Regions from separate parts of the Homo sapiens genome. Here region 1 is linked to region 2. A link is a loop called in an ENCODE intact Hi-C map of the cell type or tissue named here. Cell type or tissue: heart left ventricle. All regions are shown on one strand. Links, peaks and the distances in the headings refer to the core of each region. The heading gives the core; the rest is flanking DNA.

Region 1 (16,558 bases), core at 3,859-11,858, 50 kb after region 2:
TAATTAAACTAAAGAGCTTCTGCACAGCAAAAGAAACTACCGTCAGAGTGAACAGGCAACCTACAGAATGGGAGAACATTTTTGCAATCTACTCATCTGACAAAGGGCTAATATCCAGAATCTACAATGAACTCAAATTTACAAGAAAAAAAACAAAAAACCCCATCAAAAAGTGGCAAAGGATATGAACAGACCCTTCTCAAAAGAAGACATTTATGCAGCCAAAAGACACATGAAAAAATGCTCATCATCACTGGCCATCAGAGAAATGCAATCAAAACCACAATGAGATACCATCTCACACCAGTTAGAACGGCAATCATTAAAAAGTCAGGAAACAACAGGTGCTGGAGAGGATGTGGAGAAATAGGAACACTTTTACACTGTTGGTGGGACTGTAAACTAGTTCAACCATTGTGGAAGTCAGTGTGGCGATTCCTCAGGGATCTAGAACTAGAAATACCATTTGACCCAGCCATCCCATTACTGGGTATGTACCCAGAGGATTATAAATCATGCTGCTATAAAGACACATGCACATGTATGTTTATTGTGGCACTATTCACAATAGCAAAGACTTGTAGCCAAGCCAAATGTCCAACAATGATAGACTGGATTAAGAAAATGTGGAACATATACACCATGGAATACTATACAGCCATAAAAAAGGATGAGTTCATGTCCTTTGTAGGGACATGGATGAAGCTGGAAACCATCATTCTCAGCAAACTATCACAAGGACAAAAAACCAAACACCACATGTTCTCACTCACAGGTGGGAATTGAACAATGATAACACATGGACACAGGAAGGGGAACATCACACACTGGGGCCTGTTGTGGGGTTGGGGGAAGTGGGAGGGATAGCATTAGGAGATATGCCTAATGTTAAATGACAAGTTAATGGGTGCAGCACACCAACACGGCACATGTATACCTATGTAACGAACCTACACATTGTGCACATGTACCCTAAAACTTAAAGTATATTAAAAAAAAGGAATCATAGATGACATAAACAAATGGAAACACACACCATGTTCATGGATGGGTAGAATCAGTATTGTGAAAATGACCATACTGTCAAGAGCAATCTACAAATTCAATGCAATTCCCATCAAAATAACACCATCATTCTTCACAGAACTAGAAAAAAATCCTAAAATTCTTATAGAACCAAAAAAGAGCCCACATAGCCAAAGCAAAACTAAGCAAAAAGAACAAATCTGGAGGCATCACATTATCTGACTTCAAACTATACTATAAAGCCATAGTCACCAAAACAGCATGGTACTGGTATAAAAATAGGCACATAGACCAATGGAACAGAATAGAGAACCCAGGTATAAACCCAAATACTTACAGCCAACTGATAGTCAATAAAGGAAACAAAAACATAAAGTGGGGAAAGGACACCCTATTTAACAAATGGTTCTGGGATAACTGGCAAGCCACATGTAGAAGAATGAAACTGGATCCTCATCTCTCACCTTACACAAAAATCAACTCAAGATGGATCAAGGACTTAAATCTAGGACCTGAAACTATAAAAATGCTAGAAGATAACATTGGAAAAGCCCTTCTAGACATTGGCTTAGGTAAAGACTTCATCACCAAGAATGCAAAAGCACATGCAACAAAAACAAAGATAAATAGGTGGGACTTAATTAAACTAAAGAGCTTTTGCAAGGCAAAAGGAACAGTCAGCAGGGTAAACAGACAACCCACAGAGTAGGAGAAAATCTTCACAGTCTATACATCTGACAAAGGACTAATATCCAGAATCTACAGCAAACTCAAACAAATTAGCAAGAAGAAAACAAACAATCCCATCAAAAAGTAGGCTAAGGACATGAATGGACAATTCCCAAAAGAAGATGTACAAATGGCCAAAAAACATATGAAAAAATCCTCAACATTACTAATGATCAGGGAAATGAAAATCAAAACCACAATGCGATACCACCTTACTCCCGCAAGAATGGCCATAATCAAAAAAATTTAAAAATAATAGATATTGGCTTGTATGTGGTGAAAAGGGAACACTTCTACACTGCTGATGGGAACGTAAACTAGCCCAACCACTACGGAAAACAGCATGGGGGTTCCTTAAAGAACTAAAAGTAGAACTACCATTTGATCCAGCAACCCCACTACCGGGTATCTACCCAGAGACAAAGAAGTCATTATATGAAAAAGATACTTACACGTAAATATTTACAGCAGCACAATTCGCGATTGCAAAAATGTGGAACCAACCCAAATGTGCATCAATCAACAAGTGGATAAAGAAACTGTGGTATAGGGCCGGGTGTGGTGGCTCACGCCTGTAATCCCAGCACTTTGGGAGGCTGGGGTGGGTGGATCACTTGAGGTCAGGAGTTCGAGACCAGCCTGGCCAACATGGTGAAACCCCGTCTCAACTAAAAATACAAAAATTAGCCGGGCATGGTGGCAGGCACCTGTAATCCCAGCTACTCGGGAGGCTGAGGTGGGACAATCATTTGAACTCAGGAGGCAGAGGTTGCAGTGAGCCGAGATGGCGCCACTGCACTCCAGAGCCTGGGCAACAGAGTGAGAATCAGAAGAAAGAAAAGAAAGAGAAAAAAGAAACTGTGGAACATATATATATATACACATATATATATATATATATACACACACACACACATATATATATATATATATATATATATATATATATATATATATATATATGATGGAATACTACTCAGCTATAAAAAGGGATGAATTAATGGTATTCGCAGCAACCTGGATGGAATTGGAGACTATTATTCTAAATGAAGTAACTCAGGAGTGGAAAACCAAACATTATGTTCTCACTCATAAGTGGGAGCCAAACTATGAGGATGCAAAGGCCTAAGAATGACACAGTGGACTTTGGGGACTCAGGGGAAAAGGATGGGAAGTGGGTGAGAAATAAAAAACTACAAATTGGGTTCCGTGTATACTGCTCAAGTGATGGGTGCACCAAAATCTCATAAATCACCACTAAAGAATTTACTCATGTAACCAAATACCAGCCATTCCCCAAAAACCTATGGAAATAAAAAAAAATAAAAAAGAAAATACAACAAAAAGTGCTTCCTAATTGGGATTACTCATTTTCCGGTAATGATTCTGACAAGGAGTTTCTAGAAAGTGCTTTGCTCTTTGGTTCCAGACACGAGATACAGCGGCATTTCTGCTTTCCCCCTGCACCGGCCGTGAGAAGGAGATCTGTGCCTTGCCTTGCCAGTTATTTTCAGCAGCAATGCAACAGAATGACTCGCAAATCTCGAGAGTGGCCAGGAGGTGATGAAACTTGTTGTGATGGGAAAGGGCGCATTGCCCATCGTGGTGGAGTGGGGGCCCTGACCTTGCTTCCTGGCACCAGCAGGCTGCTGCTCCTGCTGAAAGCTGCCCAAAATCTCCAAGGTCAGAGATGCCTGACATAAACCAGGCCAGAGCATCGTCAGCACAACAGACCGGACTCAAGGTTCTGGAATGTGTGAAATATTAAGAAAGGCTTGACCATGCCTCCCTGCCCCAGTCCTTCATTCAAAGGCTAAAGGCAAGCCAGAGTCGCTTTAATGGAGAGAGGTTCTCCCCAAGAAGGGCTGGATTGCAAAACTCGTCCCACGCCCTGAGTTCTGTCGCAATCGCCCCCTCGGCTTTCCTCCTCCGTTTCAAGATATGTGCAAAAGCTTCAGTTAGCAGAAAAACAAGCAGCATTGTCACCACTATGGTTTAGAAAACACTTTTAGGTCTTTACCTCATTATCCTCTCACAACATCCCTGTCAAGCAGATGTAGGGAAACCACTTCAAGTAAGAGGGAAACATCTTGTGCCTTGTCTTCTGATGGACTGAGAGTAAATCTCTGTAAAACATAACCTAATGAAGGCCATGCATTAGGCAGAACCTGTGCAATCACAAAGGTGCACAGAGATGGGAAAAGTTGGGGAAAAGCTGCAAAGTCTCAGCAAATTCTTCCATTGAAATGATCCACTTAAAAAACTTCACCTACACAGTTTTTCTTTAACCAAACACATAATAAAATACATTGTCCTGAAAGGCTGACACTGCAAAGAGTAATTCTTAGGCGTATTCCCTCATCTTCTAATATTTTCTTAGGTGGAACAAAAAAAGGGCAGCTGAGTCCTTCTGGGTCCTTCTAAGTGACACACCCAGAAACGTTTGCTTTTACAGCATTTTCGAACCAGGAATTTGGCTCATTTGAATGCTCCCTACTTTGTTTCAGCCCTCATCACCATTTTAAAACAGGAAGGAAAGAAGAAAACTTACTGGCATGTTTAGTTTTAGTCATTTCATTATTTTCCCTTCAGTGTGAACTGCTGTCATGTTGAAAAATAAGGGGCTCCTCCCTCGATTCTCCCAGGAAAATGGTTCTTTGTAAGGAGAAATCATGCTCAGCTGTACCATGTTATCAAGTGGTTTGTTGTTATTTTTAAGCCCAGAAAACTACTTCATCAAGGATGGAAGTAGTTAACGCTGAGCAGTAAAGAAGTCACGCGGCCAATGATAAATCAGAACATTTGTGTGGGAGACTAGAAGGAACCTCACCACTGGTACGGTTTCCCCGCTTTTGATTTTTAAAGACAGGATGTAAAGTTCTGTGTAACTGTTGGATGCGGCACCTACTTCATTATGTACACGCAGCACATGTTAGTAACAACAATATTAGGCACACGAGGAAGAGGATTTTTTTCTAAAAGAATTCAAGGAACACATTAGGGGCGGTGGGATAGATCACCTGGGGATTGGCACTAGTTTACCACCACTCACAGCAACATCCACCATCTAGCTAACCTTTCTTTACTGACCTACTCCAGGCACACAGACACCTGCAGAACCAGTAAGAAATACCCACAGGCTACTTCAGCACTGACTTTGACCATAATCACTTATGTGCATTTCCCCAAAGAGACTGCACTGCTGGCTCGGCTTCCAGTGCAATTTCTAAGAATTTCACTTAATTTTTTTACACTTAAATTTTATTTTATTTTTTAGAGAGGGGGGTCTCACTATGTTGCCCAGGCTGGATTCAAACTCCTTGACTCAAGCGATCCTCCCGCCTCAGCCTCCCGAGTAGCTGGAATTACAGGAACATACTACCGTGCCCGGCTGAGCTTCACTTAAAGTTCATCTTAGGCAAGCCAGCATCATTATTATCTTAATTCACTGAATTTAACGATTTCAACCGTGAGCATTTTAGCCTTTCTCCAATGTGTCCGTAAGCATTAACTTCAAACCCAAAGTCCTCAAAGATAAAATCACCTGTGAGGCAATAACATTCCAAACCGACAAACAATGAAAACGGTGAGTGTTCACCAGACGTGCCTGCTGGGTATGCAGTACGTTAGTGTGACAGCGCAATTTTTAAAAGTTCTGTCAGCTGTGTTCCCGCACTGGGGCCTCCTCCCCACAACCCTGTCATGTAGACGTGAGGAAAGTGTGCCTCAGACGGGCTAAGTGACTCGCCTGTGATCACACAGCTTGGTGGTGGGAGATGTCAGGCTGTAGGACAACTCTTCTGTCTCCTCTTCCGAAGCACGTCAGCCACCCACCCAACCTGGATGGAGTTCCCACCCACTTGCCGTTCTCTGCAGCCTGGCCCCACCTGCCTCCCCTTTTCCGGCTACCTCAGGATTTTAACTCAAATACCACGTGCCACCGTGGGTGGAACACATCAACAGAGGAAGACCAGTTACGGAGCTTAATTAAGACAAGTTCTAACAAAAAGCAGGCTGCTTTTCGTAAGGCCATTACCCCTATTTGAATGCTATTCACTGTTGTGTAAGACGAAGGTAGAAAGTGTAGCCCCTCAGCATGAAGTTCTTTTTCCAAGGCCCCAGTCTCGGCCCTGCCTAGTCTCCTGGCTGAACTTGTGGTAAGAATAAAATAATGGTGTGGAAATGTTCTGGAAATGCCGAAGGGCCCTGCAAGCATGGCATCTCCTCCACTGGGAACCTAGGAAGGAGACAGGAACAAGAGAAATAAGAAACCTGAAAGGAAGGTCTGGAGATTCTAGGGAGCAGCCCCAAGGGGCCCATAAGGAATGGAAACCCAAAGAAAGAAACTCAAAATAGCAACAGTCTGCAGCTCTCGAGGGCTGGGCGCCTGGGATTCCAGCCCTCCCGTGCAGGAGTCTCTGACACGAGCTCAGTCTTCCTCAGCTGACTCCAAGTTACCTCCGATGCCAAGGAACAAGCCTCCTAACAGCCAATTGATGGCGAAACTTTTGTTTAAAAGCTGAAGGAAAGAAAATTCCCCCAAAGCTATACACAAAAGGTACTTTTTGAACTGAAAGTTATTCTGTTCCTGGAGATGTAGAAAACAGAAAACTGGCTCTGGAAGATGTAAGCCCTCATTTTCTTTCCCCCGATCCCTGCAGCCTTACATGTTCTGTTCTGGGTTTTTTTGTTTGTTTTGTTTTTGACTCTGTCATCCACGCCTCAGTGCAGTACTGCAATCATGGCTCACTGCAGCCTTCAACTCCCAGGCTCAAGCAATCCTCCCGCCTCAGCCTCTCCAGTAGCTGGGACTACAGGCACGTAGCACCATACCCAGCTAGTTTATTCTATTTTTTGTAAAGACAAGGTCTCACTATGTTAATCAGGCTGGTCTTGAACTCCTGGGTTCAAGCGATCCTCTTGCCTCAGCCTCCCAAAGTGCTGGAATTATAAGCATGAGCCACCACGCCCAGCCAAATGTTCTGTGTGTGTGTGTGTTTTAAGCCACATTTCCTGGCTGAGGTTACTCCCTAATAAGACAAATTTTCTGCCAACTGAACAACCATCTGCTCCCCTCGGAACCTGAGGAGGATTAGAGGTGTCCTGAACTCCACGGAACTCAACACCTGCTGCAAATTCCTGGCAGGCCTTATCTCAGCAGCACAGGCTCTGTGTGTTGGCCCCACCCAGATCCCTCCCCCGACTGGTAAGATCTTTTTAGAAAAAGAGCTAATAGGAAAAATTCCACCAAGATACAACACAGGCCTCGAGGGGCTGAGGGGGGAGGTGGCCAGATGCTGATAAGCCCAAGTCAGTGTGTGGTGTCAGAAAGAGAAAACTCTGGGCCCTACAGAAACTCAGCCCTGAGTTGGGAGGCAAAGTGAACTCAGAGGGAATAATCCTGCCTCACCTCTGGGGTCCTTGGATGTCTTCACCAACAATGCAGGCTATCTGTGGACCAGACACCTCCCAAAGCCCCCAATACTAAAACCATCAGGCTGAGCAGGAGGTGATGGGACAATTTGGAAGCATGAAAGAAAACAACGCCAGTCCAATAAAGAGAAGAAACACGGTGCTGTTTTCTACCAGCCGTACGTCCAAACACTACCAATGGGTATTGGAGGCTGTAAGAAATGTCAGGCCCTTCCCTCCTGCCATTCCACCCTGACAGGGAGGCTGGCAATGCAGCACCCGCTGCGGTAGGCATCACACATGCACCCTCAGGGTGCTCAGCCCGGCTGTGGATTGAGACCTCCAGGGGCTGCCAGGTGTGGAGCGGGAGGAGTGCGAGGCTTGAAAATAACAGGCCTGGGTTTGAAGGCAGGCTCTGCTGCTTCCTAACTACTTGCCCTCCTGTAAAATGGGGGTAGTGACCCCAGAGGGTTGCTATAAGAATGGAAAACAATGAACATGGCAGGGCTCGTCACATTCTCACGATGCACTTTAAGGAAATATTCCCACTGCGGTCAGCCTCAATCCCACGGATGTCAACCTGCCCAGTGCCTCAAAGAATTCCAAGTCACTCCGATTCCATGTCTCCACATATCTGTCCCTAAAACCAGCCCATGACCAAGGCAGAACCTCTGCACTTTTACAGCAGCTCCGGAGAGTCCAGATTCAGAGGCTGCGTCCACCACACTGACGGGCGATCGCTGGGAATGTCCCAAGGGCTGGGGGGGTGGCAGGATCTACCAGACTGTTCAAGCTGCCAAGGGTTTTTAGGATTAATTGGGAAAATTCCCCAATACAATGAAATTTTTAAGAGATTTGGCTTTATTAATGTAGAAGTATAAAGTAAAACAATTACCTCAGGAGGGGAAAACCACCCTTAGACCCACCTTGGGAACTAGGACTGAATGGTAAATGCCTAGCATGCAGCTAGGTGTTATTTAGAGTCCACAGGTCCCTTCTGTGTCCTCTCCTTATCTCCCAGGGGATGGTGCCCCTTTCCTTCTCCTCTTCCTCAGATTCTATTGAGCCACCCTTAGGAATTTACAGAGGGAAGACAAATCATGTTTTGTTGAAGCAATCCTGTGCCCGGAGGATCCAGAGCCCTCCTCACATCTAGTACCTGTGCACTAGAGAGAGACACAGAGAGAGAAGACATCCCAATTTTAAATTCCTAAGTGATGGTGAATCTTTATAGGTGTTAAGAATTATTATTGCGGGCCAGGTGCAATGGCTCACGCCTATAATCCCAGCACTTTGGGAGGCCGAGGCAGGCGGGTCACTTGAGGTCAGGAGTTCGAGAGCAGTCTGGCCAACATGGTGAAACCCTGTGTCTACTAAAAATACAAAAATTAGCTGGGCGTGGTGGTACAGGCCTGTAATCTCAGCTACTCAGCAGGCTGAGGCAGGAGAATCGCTTGAACCCAGGAGGTGGAGGTTGCAGTGAGCCGAGATGGTGCCGCTGCGCTCCAGCCTGGGCAATAGAGCGAGACCCTGTCTCAAAAAAGAAAAAACGAATTTTTGCACAATTACTTACACACAAAACTAGTATCACAACCATTAGGGCATGGGCTTTAAATTCTTTTTCTGGAAGCCTGCTTTTAACACCATTCCCCTGTGACAAGTTTCATGTTGGCAGCTGAGCTCGGGAACATACATGTGGAAGTCCTGAAGCGGTCGAGCTCACTGGTCCATGCAGTATGTCCGATAACTCTCGCCTCTCTAATAACAACTTTAAGCGTTCAATCTGCCAGTGCTTCATTAAAATAAGCCAACAAACTGTATAGTGTGAAAAATGACATAGTTCATGCGTCATAGGCAAATGACCCACAGTAGAGAGGGTTAAGGGCACATGCAGGCACATGCATGCACACGCGCGAATGCACACAGAAATGCATTCTCAACACTTCTATATGAGAATTGCCTTTTATGAAAGAAGGTGTAAATGCTCTTAGTAGTTGAGTACTGTGCAACCTACCGAAAGCACACACTAAGACAAACAAACAGGCACATTCTGCATTGCTATAGAGACAGAGGGCAGTCCGCAAAGCCCTGGATTAGCAGGCGGCTCAGTGGCTACCCTCACGTGATCACAAGCAACTTAGGGAATGGCTCATCTCAGTTTCCTCCTTGGTAAAATGGAGACAATACTATTCAACCCGAAGGGCTGTTGCAGAAACTAAATAAACTAATGTATGGAATGGAAAGCCCTAACATGGGGCCTGGCACATAGAAGGTACTTTATAGTATCAGAAAAGTGATTACTTAAAATGCCCACTTATATAAAAACCCCTTCTGTTCCTGGTTGCACATAACAATATTCAAATTCACAATCTGGAATCTAAGGCTTTTCATACATGTAAACAGGGCACCGTCTAATCCTTCTGACAAGGCACCTGCGGCCTGTAGTCAGTCTCTACAGCTAAGGAGGCTGTCAGGGCCCAGTGACATGGCTGGGCGCAGAAGCCCTCCTCCTGTTATTTAAATGAGTACCTCCATCACACCCCATTTCCCAGCGGTTTCACCCTCAGTCTCGGAGCACTCTCTCTATGGCTACTTTACTTCTGTCCCCAGATAGGCAGAATGCTCTCTCTCTGTGTTTCGAGACAGGATCTCACTCTATCACCCAGGCTGGAGCGCAGTGACGTGATCATAGCTCACTGCAGCCTCGAACTCCTGGGCTCAAGCAATCCTTCTATCTCAGCCTCCCGAGTAGCTGGGACTACAGGTATGCACCACCATGCCCTGCTATTTTTTTTTTTTATAGTGATAGGGTCACACTATGTTGCCCAGGCTAATTTCAAACTCTTGGGCTCAAGTGATCCTCCCGCCTCAGCCTCCCAAAATGTTGGGATTACAGGCAAGAGCCATCCTGCCTGGCCCCGATCTCTCTCTAAGTAATTCTTTACCTGCTTGGCTACTATTCAGCTCCTTTTTTTTTTTTTTTCCATCAGAGCCTTTTTCCCATGATATCATTTTCTGTATAACTAAGTTTCTTCATGACTCACTCCCTCAATCTCACACAAATTACAATGCCTGCACCCCACTGACCTGAATGGCCTCTTTCTGCAGAAACAATTGCTTCCTGCTCACTAACCCATGGCCTTTCTGGAGCCTGAAGCCTCCAGGACTTCTCCTGAGTCTCTAAGATGGGGTTTCCTCCACCAATATCTTTGCTTCACTCTCTCTCCTTGCCCAGCTCTTCCTCTTCCTTCCCCTCCACTGTCCCTAAGAACTCAGCTCTGCTCAACCATGTCAAGGCCTCAGTGATGCCAACCTGTCCGTCACTCTCAACTGCAGAAATGCGTTTCTATCTCCAGCATCTCGGCCAACCTCCAGCCCTGTACTTCCAACACTGCTCACAAATTATCCCTCAGTCACTCTAGAGTGAGTTTCTGAAGAACGTTTTTTTCCAGCCTGGGTAACATAGTGAGACCCCATCCCTAAAAAAATAAAAATAAAAAACTAGCAGGATGCAGTGACTTCTGCTTGTAATCCCAGCTACTCAGGAGGCTGAGGTAGGAGGATCGCTTGAGCCGAACAGTTAGAGGTTGCAGTGAACTATGATGGTGCCACTGCACCCCAGCCTGGGTGACACAGTGAGACCCTGTCTCTAAAAAACAATAATAATAAAAAAGAACCTCAGGTTTCCTTCCACAGGTCCCAGGTGACTCAGGCTTCTGGATTCCTCAGAAAACACTGAACAATTCCATGTGAAACAGCCATTCCTCCTTGTTAAGTATAAAAAGAAGGCTCCTTCCTTTGTCTTCATTCATCCACCAATTCTCAAAACTTAGGGGCCAGACATGGTGGCTCATGCTTGTAATCCTAGCACTTTGGCAGGCTGAGGCGGGCGGATTGCCTGAGCTCAAGTTCGAGACCAGCCTTACCAACATGTTGAAACCCTATCTCTACTAAAAATACAAAAAAAAAAAAAAAAAAAATTAGCTGGGCATGGTGGCACACACCTGTAGTCCCAGCTACTCGGGAGGCTGAGGAATGAGAGTTGCTTGAACCCAGGAGGCAGTTGTTGCAGTGAGCCAAGATCACGCCACTGCACCCCACCTTGGGTGACATGGTAAGACTCTGTCTCAAAACAAAACAAACAAAAAACAAAAAACAAAAAAGAAATCTTAGGAAGCATTCCTCAGTTGAAAAATAAGATAAACCATTCTGTTCCATCCCTAAAGAAACTGAAAAAAGTCAAGACTGAATTTACTGCTGAAGCTAATGTCAAGATTTTCAGGTTCATCAACTCAGTCTTTGTTTCTTAAACTTCACACTTACAGTGCAGTACTTAAAATGTAAAAATGCACTTGTATTGTTTATATGGTTATTATTGAAATAAAACATCCAGGTCACTTATTTTGGCTTTGTTTAATAAAACAACAGAAACATCTGTCATTTTTTATAATAATTCTGTTGTCCTACTCACTGGGTGGCAAAAATGCACTCCCACTGCCTTGCATTGACCTGCCAATCTGGAGGCGATTCACTCCCCACTGACAGCCAAGTTTCACTGAGTTTTGGTCAAATAGAACAATTAAATCATCCTTTGGTTTTCCAAGCAGCTAAAATAATTTGAGAAAATAAAAACAAGCCATCTTTTAAACAAAAATGCATTACCTCCCAAAATGAAAAATTCATTTATCTCCGAATTGTCACCAGTAAGTTTTAAGGTTATAGCAAGCCACACCATGCAGTTCTTGTATAAGATGAATAAAATATTCCTGACTAATAACTCAATTCTAATTTTAAACAAATGCATTCAAACTGAGTTGAATACTTAGTTTGTATCACTCCCACAGTGTAAAAACCTTGCTTGGTTCTGATGTCGTTGACTGCTGGCCATAGACGATGAGGTCTCAATCTTACTAAGAGATTAAGGTTGGATGACAGTACCTTATCTCTCTGACAATGTATCCAACTCAAAGAGATAGCCTAGCTGGGCATTCAATTTCAGCGTTTTCCACTGTATATTAGGAAATGGGGACCTCGTCTAAGTTTCTGTTTGTTTTACTTTGTTTTTGCCGAGCAGGAATTAGCTGAACCCTGTTGGCAGCTCCTCCAGAAGCCCACGTGGGGTGGACCCAGCGACCACTTCCCATAAGACTACAGGCTCATCTACTGTTCTCTGGAATAAGGTTTCCTGGAGTACAAGTTCCAGTCTGTCCCTTGGTTTTGCCAAAGACAGATCCGCCTACTGACTATTCTCTGCTGTAATGACAACTGTGCTCTAAGACAAACAACTTATTCTTAGTGGAAAACAATTAATTTCAGCCATCACATGTGTTCCTCAACAGCCATTTATTCACACTGGCCCATCTTCCGGTATCAGACTGATACAAAACCCCCAAAGACTTGCCTGATGACAATTGAATGAGTGTCATGTATTTAACGGCATTTGTACTTTATTGCATTGCTTCCTGTTTTTTTTTTTTTTTAAGATGGGGAAATCTTTATAAGCAAAAAGATGATTAATTCTTCCCCCTGTCTTTAACGGCCATTCTCTCCCACAATCTCTAGAGAATCTCCAAATCTAAGTTGCGGGGAGGGATGCTGGGGAGCCACACTTTTAAGCAAAGTGTTCCTGAGGTTTTAGCTTAGACATCTACAAAACTGGAAGATTCCGTTTTATGGGGACATACGGACAGAACTCACTCGTTTTAGAACACTACTTAGCCAAACCTCTCAGCGAATCCTATACGGAATAGTCTTTAGCAGTATACATTTTGGAATCTTCTGTGTGCCCCAGAACACACAATATGGATCCAATTAGATTCAGCTGCCTTATGTTACAAACAAACATTGAAAGGGAGAAAACAGAAGTGGGAGTGGGAGCTTTGTTCATCCTCTCCTACGCCCCCGCGACCCCACACTCCCGAGGCGCGCGCATCCTCCCCACTCACTCGGGCAGCACCCACTCCCTAAATAGCCCAGCGTGGCCGGTGCCCCGCGAGCGCTCGGAGCGCTTTTCCGCTGCGGGCTTTTCACCGGATCTGGAAGGGATTTACCGGAGGGACTGGAGCCCAGCGCAGCAACCCCACCCCACCCCCACCGCCCCGGCCCGGGCGCGCCCCGCCCGCTCCCCGGCTCCAGGACTTACACCAGCGCCGACGGACAGGGCATCTGGTTCCAGGCACAGTTGTACTGAGCCTGAATAAAACTCTCACTTCCCTCCAGCACGGAGCAGCTCACATTCTTGTTCACGATGTAGGCGCACCAGTTCCTGGGGTGCAGGAGAGAGAGGGAGAGGGGCACGGGGTAAACCCGGAGAACAATGAGGCCAGGGGAGAGGGGACTGCGGCACCAGACCGAGCGAGGGTCGGGGGGGCCCGTCGCCCTCTGCGGAGGCGGGAGCTTCACCGAGCAGACGCCGGAGGGTGCCCGGGTGCGCCTCTGGAGAGCGCGCGCCTGGACCCGACCAAGACGGGAAAGAAAAGCACCCATGGTCCCAGGGGCTCATGGAATTCCTGGGAGTCGTTTTCGGATCGCCCGGGTCTGCGGGACGCTCTCTGCGCCCACGCCCCCGGAGTCAGCTCTGCCTGAGGCGCCGGCTGCGGAGCGCGCGGTCCCCCGCAGAGGGAGCCGCCCGGGGAAGTCCAAGGGAGGCCCCCGGCTGCCGCTCGTCGTCTTTGGCAGGGCAGCTCTGGGGCTCAACTGGGGGCCGGGGAGGGGTAGGCGGTTTGGGGCCAGCCAAGGGGCGCGCACTTACTTGTTCCTGGCGCTGGGCCGCGCGGGATACCCGGGCTGCGGGCCGGCGTGGCACAGCCCCGCGCCAACCAGGGCCAGCAGCGCCAGCGCCCAGCGCCAGGGCACGCGGGGCCAGGGCCGTCTGGGCTGCCACATCCCGCGCGCAGCGGGCGCGCCCCGCCTGCCCGGGTCCGGAGCGCGGCGGATCGGGGCACCGGCCACAAGGCTGCCGGCGGCCAGGGCGCCGCCCGCGAAGGCAAGAGGCTCGGGCGCTTCGCGGCGCTCCAACCAGTGCTCCGCGGCCGCCCCCTCCGGCTTCTCGTTCCTACTTCTCCTTCTGCAGCCCCGTGCGCCCTGCGCTTCTCCCCGGTCCCTCAATGACGCACAGGTCCCCCCGGGTGCCGCCCTCTTTATTTCACTTCCCTCTCCGAAACGTGACTCTCCCCCCACCAAGTCTCCCCGTCTCCAGTCCCTTCGCTTCTCGGCAGGGGGCTCGGGGTGGAGGGGCGAAAGGGTTTGGGATAAGGGTCTACGTTACAGCATTTCCAATGACTCATTCCTTTGGTCTCTTCCCAGATGCCGAGCGACTCCGCCTCCCACCTTCCGACAGGCTCGCTCCCGGCCCCCCGGGACGCGGCCGCCGTCGGCGAGTCTGGCCGTCCTCGCGTCGTGCCTGGGTGCCAGCCTCCCGGGGCGAATGAGGGACATGTTTATCAGTCCCGCGGGGAGAGGAGTGGGGGCTCGACTCGAATTTCCTCCTCGGGCAAGACAGGGCCGTTCCCCCACCAGCTCCATGGACCTAGAGAGTCCAGGAGGAAACGAACGCTGGTTCTTTCTTTGCCCAACTCTGCCTTAGGCACCATCTGACAGTTTCCGAGGCCACGCGGGGGGCGGCAGGACAGGACAAGCCACAGCCCCGCCAATTCCCAGAGGCTGCTGCAGCTCAGCGTCCGGCTCTATCACTTACTGCAATTCTCCTCCAATTCTTGAAAGGTGATCTCACAGCCTCTGCTTCTGAGGTCCCACTGTGAACTTTCTTTTTCTATTGAAACTAAGGCATTTACTCACGTTTGCTTCTTAACAGTTCAGGCACTGCTAGACATCCGTCTTAAACTTTCTTGTATGTTTTCTGCCTGTTGTTGAGTTACACTAATCTCTACCGATGTCTTTTTGGGATGAAGTACCAGAATGTTAAGTAAAATCACCACCCAAGTGTTGTATTCTAAGGGGTGTTGGAGAGAGCTGTGTGTTTGAGATGACCTGCTGCATCTAATCAATGTACAGGGTCGTGAGTGGCGTGGTTACCAGACTCCACAGATAAAACTGTGGCCTCTGTGAGCTAACCAGACGCTGTTGGCCATGACTCGTTAAGTGAATAAAGCTTTGCTATGGGCCAGGCGGGGTGGCTCACGCCTGTAATCCCAGCACTTTGGGAGGTCGAGGCGGGTGGATCACCTGACGTCGGGAGTTCAAGACCAGCCTGACCAACATGGAGAAACCCCGTCTCTACTAAAAGTACAAAAAAAAAAAAAAAATTTGCCGGGCACGGTGGCACATGCCTGTAATCCCAGCTACTTGGGAGGCTGAGGCAGGAGAATCGCTTGAACCAGAGAGATGGAGGTTGCAGTGAGCCGGGATCTCACCACTGCACTCCAGCCTGGGCAAAAAGAGTGAAAATCTGTCGCAAAAAATAAAAAATAAAAACGTTTGCTATGTTCCTACTTTACTAAATGAAGCCATTGGTCTATTTTGTTTCTAATATTCTTTGATGGTGTTGTTGGACCTTTTGATTTGCAGATGAAAGAAAGAGAAGTCCCTAAGTAGAAACTACAAGGGCCAAGCAGAACATTATACCATGTAAGGACATCATCTGTCCCTGGACTCTTAAGCGGAAGATCATGCAAATAGTGGACTGAAGTCATCCCAGCCTTCAAAAGAGCCACCGTGGGGGGGAAATAACAGAAAGGGATAAAAAGCTGTCTTTCGTAACCCAATCTGTATCTTTCTGTGTGACTTCCCTATCCTGCCTGTCCTAACACCATCTTGGCCGTAAAGACTCATAGAGTAGAAACAGAGTATAGAAATGAAGAAGAGGAAGAGGGGGGGAAATGGGGGAAACACACAAGTTGTGTGTGTCTACAATTAGCAGAGAACAACTCCAATGTGTGTCTGGTACAGGTAAATCTCAAACTTGAAAGTGCATTGAACTGATCAAGTCAATCTGTTTTTTCCGTCAAATCAAAGTTATAATAGGAAGTTGTCTAAGAGTATAAGGGCCAACTTGTCATTGAGATGACCACAATACTATATTTAATCAGCTATCAATAACATTTATTGGTAAATAAATTTCATTCTGAGCATCTGTTACAAGCTAGGCATTGTGCAAAAATACTGAGGATTCATGAGTGAGCCCAAACTGACACGGGGCTTGTGTTTGGAGAGCTTCCAGGCATTGCCATGCAATGAAGGGTGTTAGCGTTCCTGATGGACAGTCAACTAAGTGAGCTAATGTTTATTGCATGTCTTTCTCTAGACATAAGCCCATGTATGTTATTGTGGGTCTGCCCCTGGAAGACAGAACATTCTTGACTTTCAGAAGGTTACTTCCCTCTTTTGTATTTTTATTTATTTATTTGGGGGAAAGGGTCTCACTCTGTCACCC
Region 2 (12,128 bases), core at 1-8,000:
GACAGCCCTCCTGCCTAGCCACGCTGCTGTGCCACCTGCTTTGCTGCTACCCAAGCTCCCAATACCCTTCTGGCTTCCAAGATCCTTCCTGCTGGGAATCAATGAGCTGCCCGTGTGGCACTCGTACTCCAACCGGCGGGGCCACTCAGTATGTCTAAGTACAGACGACTGCACTGTCCCTGAGGTGCCCCGGCCTCCGTGTGCTGGACTAGCATGAGCGGTCCCTCGGGCCTCGGCATCCTTCCAAAGCTGCATTTCGGAACTTGCCCCCCCGAAGGCTGGACCCCGAACCGCCACGCCCCTCAGCAGACCCCGAGGCTCAGGCGGAAGTTCCGGGAGAGCCCCGCGCTCCTCCCCGCGCAGCCCCGGGCCTCACCTGGTGCGCCCGCGAAGCCTTCTGCGCCGGGGACGGTGCCGCTCCCGGTCTGGCCGTCCACGCCCCGCGGCAGACCCCGCCCAGACACGCCTGCGCCTGCGGGGGGCCCGGCCTGGCCCGTCTCCGCGATGACCCCGGTGGAGCCTGGCGGCTGGGGCGGCCTCTCCTCGGGGGGCCGCTGGGGCAGGACGGGCCGTCGCCCAGGGTCCTCTGCGGTTGCGGGGCCGCTGGGCCTCGGCGGGGCGGGCTCGGGCTGCAGCGGCTCCTTCGGGGCCTCTGCGGGCGGCGGGGGCGAGGGCGCCTCTGCCGGGCGTCGGGGAGAAAGAAACACACGGGATTAGGAAACCTCAGCCCTGACTGCCCCGTCAGGGTCCCCTCCATGAGTCCCGGCGAGCGGGGTCCCCGTGAGGACTCTGCGGCCACCCCTGCGACGTCAGGCCAGCGGGACACACGGGCGTCCGCCCGCATCTTCCGAGGACGCCGCGGGCCACCCGGACGCCGCCGGGGACCCCTGCCCGGGGCCGGGGCGTTTCCAGCCTCTCCGGCGCAGACGGCTGCACTTTCCAAACCGGCCTCACTCTTGGCTCCGGCATCAACAATTCCCGATTTCACAGCACGCGGAAACCGCGGGTGCGTCGCAAGTGACTGAAAGGGACCTGAGGCCACCGACCCCCGCACCGTCTCTGAACCACACTCCTGCCGGGGCCCCACGGCCTCTCCCGCGGGCTGCCGAGGGACCCTGCCGGGGGGCCCCAGGGCTGCGCGGAGGCCGTGAGGAGGGCTCAGGCTCCACGAGGGCCGCGGCCACAGCGCCCACGTCGCCAGCGGAAGGGACTTCCAACGGAGGAAGCTCCTGGCGTGCGTCTCCCGGCCCTCTGGGGAAGGCGCCGGAAGCTGCCGCCCTTTCCTCCTTTGAACTCGTTCCCGGAACGAGCCCTCCAGGAAGCCCCTCCCGACCGTCCACGGGACGCCTGACAATACCCGGGCCTGGCTGAGGGACCCGCTCGCCAAGAAACGCCATCCCCGCCGCCCCCGTCAGCCTGGTGCCCACGATGCCCAGAGTTCCAAAGCGCAACACATTTGATTTTTGTTTAGGACCCGACAAAAATCGGCGGCTGCCTCCCGACCTGCCGTCTAGTTTTGTTTTAAAACTCCCTAAGCGGGCCGGGCGCGGTGGCTCACGCCCGTAATCCCAGCACTTTGGGAGGCCGACGCGGCCGGATCACTTGAGCCCCCAAATTCGAGACCAGCCTGACCAAGATGGCGAAACCTCATCTCTTCCAAATATCCAAAAAAAAAAAACAAAAAAACAAAAATTAGCCCGGGGTAGTGGAGCGCACCTGTAATCCCAGCTACTCGGGAGGCTGAGGCAGGAGAATCACTTGAACCCAGGAGGTGGAGGTTGCAGGGAGCCGAGATCGCCCGCTGCACTCCAGCCTCACTAAGCTGGGGAGAAGGGCAGTGGAGGTGGTTGATGGGTTCAAAAATATAGTTAGACAGAGTTAATAAGATCTAGTATCTGATAGCACAACAGGGTGACTGCAGTCAGCAATTATCTTTTGCACATTTTTAAATAAAAGAGTAGAATTGGAATGTCTGTAAAGAAATGGCACATGCTTTGGGTAATAGATACCCTATTACCCCGATTATTATACACTGCATGCCTGTATCAAAATACCTCATGTACCCCATATATATATATATCTACTCTGTACACATAACAACTAAAAATTAAAAAAATAAAACTAAGATAAATATGGCAGATCAAATACATGCCCCCCCCCCGCCCCACCCACAGAGGCAGGTTGCCAGAACACCCTGAGAGAGGCAGTTTCTCCAACAGCCTTTCCTGACCAATGTTCCATGAGAGAAGCCCAAGAGAAAACAATTTGAGTGATTACTCTCTCAGTTTTCCCTGAGGATGATACAGAGCTAATTCCATTCTAGATACAGAGAAGTTAGTTCACGCCATACAATAGAATGGCATCAGGATTTACATCTCTTTAGAACCCTGGTTGAGAAAGGCTGGGTTAGACAGAGAAACTGAGGCAGAGGGATTGAAAAACATGCAGATACCAGCTACAGTGGAAGATAGGAGTAAGATACCAGTCTAAAAACACTAAGCGAAAGTCTGCTCCCTGAATAAGGAGGCTCACAGTCCCCATCCTCTGCTAAGCTCCCAGCCACTTGCTTATACCTCTAGCTGGATATAGGAGGATTCTTCAAATTGACCCTATGATGCCCACAGTCGTGAAACTCTATCTAGTGTCTCCCCATTAAATGTGAACCAAAGTCAAAATCACCTGACATATGAGGAAAGCCGCCTGTGTGAACGACAGGGACCAAAGCAAGCCACACCAACTAAAGAAAAGGAACTCTAAAGAGACAGACACAGTGCAAGAAAATAAACACATCCTACCCTCAGAGAAGTAGAAGATACTGCATCCAAGATGCAAGAATTGATTGCTATACAAAAGGGATAGTCAGAGAATAAGGGTGAGCCTTTGCTGATTAAAAAGGCACTTGCCAAAACCAGAGATTTCCATGAAAGGGTTGGTAGATAAAAATCAAGGAAATCTTTCAGAAGGTAGAACATGATGACGAAATGATGATCAATAGGAAGGAAATCATAAGAAAATTAAAGGGTCAACCTAGGAAGTCCTTCCAGAAAAAAAGAAATCAGAAAAACTGGTATGTAGGGGTAATGGGATGGTAAGGAGAGAATTATCAAATAAACACACAACTTCCCAGAACTGAAGAAAATGAAAGATGCCAGCACAATTACTGAATAAGAGGAATAAACCAAGCCACATTCAGAACACTGAAGATAAAAAGGAGATATTACAAACTTTCAAGGGAAAAAATATAAAAAGTGACTGCAAATCAGGAAGGCATCACCAGGCTTCTCAACAGTATTGGAAACTAGAAGAGAAGGGAACAATGTCATCAAACAATGCTAGAATGTAATTGTCAACCTTGAAATCTGTACCCAGCAAAAATACCCATCAATTACAAGAGTAGAATAAAGATATTTTTAGACAGGCAATATTTAAAAAATTATAAAATGCCATCTCTCACGCACCCTTTCTTAAAAAGGTATTGGGAAATGTGCACTACTGAAACAAGGGAGTAAACCATGAAAAAGCAACAGAGAGTAAAAGAAAGGGGAGAGAGGCTAAAGACTTTTCTAGGATAGTAGTGAAGGCAGGCTCAGATTGAAAGCCTTATTGCAAAAGTCTAGAAAATAACCAGTCCAGGTTAGATCAGAAAGAGCAAGAATTCCAGGAGGGAGGTCAATTTTTAAAAAAAATGGAACTGACAAATGATCTGATACTTTTTATGATGTAGAAAATTGTATTAAGAGGCTGTTGAAGGGTAGGAAGACTCCAAAATAGATACATAGGATATAAGCAACACTACTACCAATTAAGAGAAAAGTAAAAAGGAAAGCAACACAACCTTAGAGAGCTATTGAGCTCAGCATAGCATAGATGTTGCATATTGACTGTAGGATAACTCTGTTGGGAATTGGGAGGAAGGGGGGGTCAATATACAATGTCTAAAGCTGATAAATCAATTTAGAAATACGGAGGTAAGTACCAAAGAAAAGAAACAGCTGGAAGATTTACATGTGGCTGCCTCTGGGGCGTGGGAAGAAGGATGGGGAAGGGAACAGGGGAGCTGGTTTTCATTATGAGCTTCTTAGTGTTATTTTACTTATTTTTATAAAATATAATTGTAGAAGACACTGACGGCCTGTTTCTGCCCTTTCCCCTCTAATCCAAGCACACTTGAGTTGACTCCTCATCTTTCTTTTCTTTCCTCCTCTCTGGACACCGTCTCCCTGGCTCAGAAGCTGGCCTGCCTCCCAGGGCACACGCCTCTGCCTGAGCCCCAGCCCCACCCTCCCTCCTCTTCTTGGATCAGCTCCATCTGACATCACTCCTCTCTCTTCTCAACCTCTCTTTCCTTCCTCCCCACTAGTTTCTTCCTTTTAGCCCAAGCGTATGTCTCTCTATCTAAAACTCAGGGGAAAACAGAATTTTCCTCTGTCCTTCAACCCTCGATAAGTTAGTCAGCAAAGCATCTTAAAATGGCAAAGCACAGGCCACCCAAACTGGCCCTTATTTTCTCCCCTGTCCTCACCAACCCGTCAAATCACCCTTTTCCTCTGAAATCCGCCCTTGTTCTCCCTCATCCAGGCACAGAGTCCTGTTTCACTCTTCCTTCTCCTTTGGTCTCCCCCTCCTGCTCCTTCACACACAAATTTGTTGCTAAGCCCAGCTGATTCTAATTTGGAAATATTGCTTGGATCCTTCATTCACACCTTTTCCAGAATGCTCTTAGAAAGCATTCTAATCATATTATTTTTTGCTCAAAAATCTTCCATTGTTCTCCACTTCTCGTAAAAATCAAACTGACTCTCTCCGGCCTGACGTTCTGAGTCCCCCGCCTCCTTTGGCTGCCATCAGTATGCTCACTGGTACCCAGCTCTCATGTGACTTCCCTGGCTTCGTGCCTTTACCATGTGCACCCCTGAAATGGCCTCTTCCAGCACCCTCACTGAGACAAACGGCACCCACTCCTGAAGTCGCAGTTCAAAACCACCTCTTCCATGAAGCCTTCTTGGATTGGCCCAGCAGGCTTGAACAGTCCTGCCTCTGCACCAGGAAACAACATGAACCTCTGGGGGCTCTTTCTGTGGTTCAGACCTTTCCTCTCTGGCTGACTGATGAGTACTTGAGCATCTTAATTCTCTGCCATCCCCAGGGCCTAGCACAAGGCCTGGTAACTGACATTGAACAATTTAAGTATTGGGTGAATAAAAGAAGGCTCAACCTATCTATGACAGGCGCTATGGGCCATGCACCCTAATTCCTGCCAGCCATTAAGTTGGGAACCCTAATTTTGCCAAAAATAATTGCCATTCTGGGGTCCTAACAAGGCAGTTCTGATACCTATAGGACAGTGATCATTCTGTCTTTTACTATAATCCATTTTAATATATCCATTACACCCTCAACACCCAGACTTGTTACACTAGTGGAAGGCAGAGGAAAAAGAATGAACTAAGATATTCCTTGAGCCAGATATCCTCAGTGGATCTCCTTGGGGAGTCCGTGCATGAGTGCCGTGGATGGCTGAAGGCTCCAAAGCAGCCCGCCACATCATAGCAGAGACAGTCATGAAAAAGCGACGTCTCACTGGGATGGGTGCCCCCAGCCCTGGCCTCTCCTAGCTCTGGCTTAGTCCACAGCATCACGTGGGGTGCCGAACGCACACATTTATGACCAAGTCCTAACAAAGGCTGGATAGCACTCTGCTCATTCTGGAAAGAGACCTCTCCAGCAGCCGACTGCTTTCTGAACTGAACATGTGTTTCTAATTCAAGAACAGACCATTTGAAATGAATTCTTCATAAGAGCCAAGGTTGCTCCTCATGTGTTTTAACTCCTGAGGAATGATAGGGACAGACCAGCCACACTGCACCAGGCCTGCCTGACACTCCGCACGGGTCGGGTAGGGTCACAGCCTCACCATGGGTGAACCTGACGTGTAGGGATTAAAGGCCATTCCCTCTCCTCGAAAGCTCCTATTAAAAGTCAATTTCAAAACCAAACATCAATTTCAACTTTTATTAAAACAAAGACTTTCCTAAGAAAATCCCCAATAATTCATGGGGCTGATGTGCTAAAAACGAGTGTCTTCCCCCTGAACTAACACCCTCGCTCATTACAGGAGTCAGGGGTTGCCTGCTGTCTCCAGGAAGCCCTGCTTTCTGCAAGAGCCCTGAGCAGCTGGGCTGCAGGAGGAGACCTGGGGAAAGGGTTGGCCCTGTTCTTGGCAACTAAGGGGTGTCTTGTCACAGAGAAGAGGCTGTTGGAGAAAGCCTGGCCTTAGCTGTTAGAGCCTGTGGTTGAGACTCGGCTGTGGGAAAGCCACTGAAACCTTGTCCATGCAACGGGCTCAACCTGCAGTGCCCTCCTGTCATCCAGGCAGAAATTGATGCCAATCAGACCAAGCAATGGATGTGGGTGTGCCCTTTTAATGCCCCGCTATTTGTAAAACACTGTGCAAATGTTAAGTGTAATTCATCAGAAGTCCAGTGAAGGTGAAATCTGATCTCCCTGCCATCCAGAAGGTATACCTGCTGACCAAATGCTGAAACTGGAGAAGTATTTTAAAGATGCTGATCAAGACTTCAGACTTTTTTTTAAAAAAAGCATCAAAGTGCTGACATACAGAATGCTAGGCGGATGGATGGAAGATGCTTTCACAGTTGACTGCTCTGCTGAGTGGCAAAGCTCTAGTTCCTGGGAAATAACCCCATACCATCACGGACTGAAGCATGAGAAATGCTGGACTCATCAGAAAATTCAGAGAAACTGTCGCTTGTGGTGCTAAATGGGCCCGGGGTGAGCTTAGATAAAGGGGCTTTTTCGAAGAAACAGTTGGTCTCCCCTGCGGGACAGGAGGGCAGGCCACCAAGGTGGCTCACAAGTAGGCATGTAAAAGTATCCCTGGGGCTGAGAAGGCAAACATGCATTCCCTGGAATAGTTCTACTCCAAGTCGATGTCCATCTCAACACTGCTTTTGAGCTGGGCACTGTGGCTCATGCCTGCAATCCCAGTACATTAGGAGGCTGCAGTGGGAGGATTGCTTGAGGCCAAGAGTTCAAGACCAGCCTTTCAACATAGCCAGACTCTGTCTCGACAAAAAATTTTAAAAAGTAGCTGGGCATGGTAATGTGTGCTTGTAGTTCTGGCTATTCAGGAGGCTGACGCAGGAGGATAGCATGAGCCCAGGAGTTCAAGGCTGTAGTGAGATATAATCACACCACTGTACTCCAGCCTGGGCAACAGAGCAAGACCCTGTCTCAAAAATAAATGAGTAAATAAATAAATGAATGAATGAATGCTGTTTTTGAATTTGGTTTGAATGAAAAAAAAAACCCTCAAGCTTATAAGAGGGAGCACTGTGTTGGTTGTTAAGGCAGAAGGGACCATATTGACACCAAAATAATAAGAATCCAGACATAAGAATGGTGAAACTCGTGGGATAGGGCTAAATATAGAAAATGCGTCTAAATTTCTGCAAAGTACAAACTCGTGGATGTTGAAATATAAATACAGCTTTAGTCATGTGTGCTAAAATCTGTGGCAATACATTTGAGCTGGAAAGTAATTTGCTATCACAGAACCCCGACAGAGAAGGCACTCACTCAGCTGAGCATCAGCAGCTCTTGGAATTTTTAAATTTTTTTTAGAAATTCACAAGCTGGGCCGCGCGCGGTGGCTCACGCCTGTAATCCCAGCACTTTGGGAGGCTGAGGTGGATGGATCACCTGAGGTCAGGAGTTTGAAACCAGCCTGGCCAACATGGTGAAACCCTGTCTCTACTAAAAATACAAAATTAGTGGGTCGTGGTGGTGGGCGCCTGTAATCCCAGCTATTCGGGTGGCTGAGGCAGGAGAATTGCTTGAACCCAGGAGGCAGAGGTTGCAGTGAGCCGAGATTGTGCCACTGCACTCCAGCCTGGGTGACAGAGCAAGACTCCGCTGAAAAAAAATAAAATAGCAAGAAAGAAATTCACAAGCTGTTTCTAAAATTTATATGGAAGCGCATAGGAGGATCTATACTGCTTGATTTTAAGACTCACTATAAAGCTAAATGAGTAAGCCACCAGGAGAGACCTCAAAAACTGGAACAGAATCGAGTCCGTAAGTGGGCTCACACAAAGCTGACTTCTATTGGTGGCGCAGTGTCAGTCAGTGGTTCATTCTGTGTCCTCCCTCCCCCCCACCTCCTCTTTCTTTTTGGGCACAGCTTACCTGGGGTGGGTAGATCCCTCTGCCTCTGGGGTAGCCTTCAATTTCCAGGACTAGAGCTAGCGGTTTTTTTTAGTTATAAATTTAATTACAAATTCCTGGCCCTCACCTCATCCCTGCTGCTGAGCAGCGATCTCCTGAGTGAGCCGAGGAGTTTTTTGTTTTTGTTTTTTTTAAAGATCCCAGAGGCATTTATGCATGCAGCTCTGGGAAAGCTCCATTCTCCGAACACTGCAGCTCTAAGTTCAAGGCTAAGATGCAGTAGAGCAGCTGCGGTTTACACGAACCAAAGGGCATCGTAGAAACCTGGTGCCTACAGGATAAAGGGGGCGAGTTGTCAGGAGTTCCCTATGGCCTGAATATAAGCAATTTATTGAGCCTTTATATGTTTATAAAACTCTAAGTCCATCATGCTACCTTGGGCCTAAACTCTCCCCAAACTCAGCTGATTTTGAGTTGGGGCAAAGGGGTCAGAATGTTGGCATCAGGCAGTGCCCTGGCCAGGCTTTCTGGTTAAATAGTTATTTGACAAGGCTGTGCTTTTTCATTCTTATAGCTTAACTCAATAAAAATAGTACGCTTAAACCTGCAGCACTCCTAAAAGAAACGCTATGATGAAAATTACTCAGAGACATGAGCAGAAAGGGGTGGGAGAGCAGAAAAAGGAAGTGATGCCATTATCTCTAGTGTGCTGAGATCTAAGAGACATCTGTCTCTACTTGGAAGCGTGACATCTGGAAAGAGAAGTCCCCTGCACACAGCTACGTCCCTCTGCCTTCCCTTCCTGCTCGCCACCAGCACCCCTTCCTTCCTCTACCGGGAGAGGAACAGTGGGAAGGCAGGGTCCAGCTGAGGCTCAACCTGTGTGTGGGGCCAGGGGAAGCTAAAGCCAGCTGGGGAGGGCGGGCTGCCCCATTCTCCACATGCTGCTGCCACTGGGCTGCAGGCCGGGCTAGTCCTGGGTCCCAGGCAGGGAGTCAGCCTCTGCTGGTCACCCAGTGCCTGGGAGGCAGACCCTGTGGCCAGGACACACCCCCACTTGTGGGGATACCTGTGAGTAATTCCCTATGAATCACTCATGGGTCACTCAGACTCGAGTGGGGGTAAGGCTGGGCAACTTGGGAAAAAGGAACAAAAGAGGATGCCTGCTGAGAGAGTGTGAAGGCCTGATGCTCCCCGCACCTGTGAAAATGGGAGCGAGTCCATCTGGGAAGGAGGGCTCAACTCCGTGGCTACACTGCATAGGGAATAAAGGGCCTCGAGCCTCCTTTCCATTTATAACCTAATTTGTTCATAAGTGATGAGATTCTGCTCAAAAAAACTATCGATACACGAGATACATGAAGCTGTGAATGCTGAAAAGGGAGATCTCTAGGCTTTTTTTTTTTTTTTAAAGAGACAGGATTATGCTGTACTGCTCAGGCTGGAGTGCAGTGGTGTGATCATAGCTCACTGCAGCCTCAGACTCCTGGGCTCAAGGGGTCCTCCTGCCTCAGCCTCTCAAGTAGGTGGAATCACAGGTGCACATCACCACACCCAGCTAATGTTTAATTTGTACAGACAGGATCTCACTGTGTTGCCCAGGCTGGTCTTGAACGCCTGTGCTCAAGTGATCCTGCTGCCTTGGCCTCCCAAAGTGTTGGGATTACAGGCATGAGCCACCGCGCCCAGCCATTTCTAAGGCTTTTTATACTGTCTATTTGAACGCTAATTTTAAAAACAAGAAAAAGGGAAAGCAAGAAAAACAAAAAAACCTGTGGCCACCTACAGCATCACCGGAGCCACCAGGGCCCTTCACCCTGTGTCTGCTGTGTTTACAGGCCCTCTCTCTTCCAAGGCTGGAGGCCTGGGGGTTTATAGGTAGAGAAAGGGAGAAAAGTTCAGTCATGAATAGATTAAACATCCATTCTAGGGTATGGAGGGTTTAAGTAATAGGTAATTTTCCTGAGTGATTACTAAGTCCAGGACATTAGTTAATCCTCCACTGTTTACAAGCATGGATGAGCAGGGATTTCAACGGAAGTAATCACTCCCCAGCTCAAAATCCTTCAATAGTTTCTCACGGTACTTAAAATCCAACTCCTTTATCACAGCCTAGAAAGCCTGCCTGATCTCATTCCTACCCTCGCTTTGACCTCATTGCTGATGACCTTCTGCCTTGCTTATACGCTTGGCCATACCACTATTCTGGGTTTTTCAAAAGAACTTCCTCATAGCCTTTGAGAATGCTGTTCCCTCTGCCTGGACCATTTTCTCAAAAGTATATATTTTTTTGTATTTTTTGTAGGGACAGGGACTCCCTGTGTTGCCCAGGCTGGTCTCGAACTCTTGGGCTCAAGCGATACACCCGTCTGAGCCTCGCAAAGTGCTGGGATTACAGGCGTAAGCCACTGTGCCCAGACTTGTGGACCTTTTGTCTCCCGACCCCCATCTCCAAAAAAAAAATTGTCCAGGTGCACTGGCTCATGCCCGTAATTCCCAGCACATGTAATTACAGCACATGCCTGAATCCCAGGCTGAGGCAGGCGAATCACTGGAGTCCAAGAGTTTGAGACCAGCCTGGGCAACATGGTGAAACCCATCTCTAAAAAAATAAATAAATAAATAACAAAAAATTAGCTGGGTGCGATGGCACGTGCCAGTAGTACTAGCTACCTGGGTGGCTGAGGTGGGAGGATCACCTGAACCTAGGAAAGTTGAGGCTGCAGTTAGCTGTGATTGCACCACTGTACTCTAGCCTGGGTGACAGAGCAAGATCCTGTCTCAAATATATATATATCTGACCGGGTGCAATGTCTCATGCTTGTAATCCCAGCACTTTGGGAGGCTGAGATGGGTGGATCACCTGAGGTCAGGAGTTCGAGACCAGCCTGACTAACATGGTGAAACCTTGTCTCTACTAAAAATACAAAAATTAGCTGGATGTGGTGGCAGACACCTGTAATCCCAGCTACTTGGGAGGCTGAGGCAGGAGAATCGCTTGAACCCGGGAGGCGGAGGTTGCAGTGAGCCAAGATCACGCCACTGCACTCCAGCCCCAGCAACAAAGGGAGACTCCATCTCAAAAACAATTATATATATTTATTTATTCATTATATATATGCAATATATACATATGCTATATATATATATGCCCTTAACAGAAGGATATAAAAGAGACTTAGATCTATTTAAGCATCAGCTGAAGGCCCTTCTTCTCCCCTGTTGGCTGCTTCTTGGATAATTCAGCCTCACCTCAGTGATGCTTCCAAAGGAAACAGGATCTGTGAAGAGGGCAACAGGCTGAGTAGAAACACCACAGTGTGTGTTCCCGGTCTGGCGATCTGCTTACTGGTCCAAAACCATCACACATCTTCACCTCTGGATCTGTGCTCACTGTGGTAGATATCATGACCACCATTAATCCCCCTTCCCTCCCCAAACATACCAGCCACGTCACCCTTCAAGAGCAGACCTGCTTTGACAATAGAATGTGGCAGTGATGCCACTCCAGCTCTGGGCTAGCCTGTGGGAGGCCCAGCAGCTTCCACTTTCCCTTGACAGTCGCCATAGTCTGACTACTTGACACCGCCATGCTGTGAGGAAGCCCAGGTTGGCCACATGGAGAGAGGGGCCAGGTGGAGGAGCACCGAGGCACCAGACATATGACTGAGTCTTCACAGACCTTCCAGTCAACCGCAAGCTGAATGCAGCTGAGTGGGCGACTCAAGCTGATGCCACATAGAGCAGAAGAACCGCTGAGCCAAGCCCTGCCGGGGTTCCTGACCTACAGAATAATGGAAACTAATACATCTTTGTTGTTTTAAGCCAGCAAGATTTGGAATGGGTTGTTATAAAGCAATAAATAGCTAATCCACAATGTCCTCCCCTCCTGCTTTCTGAATCCCACCCATCCCTCAATCAGATCCAGTAACACCTCCTCC

Evidence for each region. A loop is a pair of places that touch in the nucleus more often than their neighbours do. Peaks named below come from ENCODE experiments on the same cell type or tissue, not always from the same donor. Only the 100,000 strongest peaks of a DNase experiment are listed, where the experiment ranks them.
Region 1: a loop joins it to region 2, with 2.6 times the contacts of the local background. A loop is called at or near these places in 33 of 110 quality-filtered maps.

What each region holds. Positions count from the first base shown.
Region 1 is chr18:2,844,683-2,861,240 of GRCh38, reverse strand. EMILIN2 (elastin microfibril interfacer 2) reads right to left here and starts at 14,235. Exons shown (of 8, transcript NM_032048.3): 1 at 13,919-14,235; 2 at 13,310-13,432. The coding sequence starts at 14,052. RefSeq lists an enhancer at 6,796-7,090 and silencers at 13,258-13,347, 13,968-14,017. In heart left ventricle, for the core only: no CTCF peak of the experiment used is centred there; no DNase peak of the experiment used is centred there; H3K27ac peaks cover 340 bases.
Region 2 is chr18:2,895,334-2,907,461 of GRCh38, reverse strand. It overlaps EMILIN2 (elastin microfibril interfacer 2), which reads right to left. Exons shown (of 8, transcript NM_032048.3): 5 at 377-679. Among named protein-coding and RNA genes, the nearest start is that of EMILIN2, 54 kb to the right of the region's middle. RefSeq lists a silencer at 318-1,177. In heart left ventricle, for the core only: a CTCF peak has its summit at 673; DNase peaks (open chromatin) are centred at 321, 1,281 and 4,250; H3K4me3 peaks cover 1,650 bases; H3K27ac peaks cover 2,060 bases.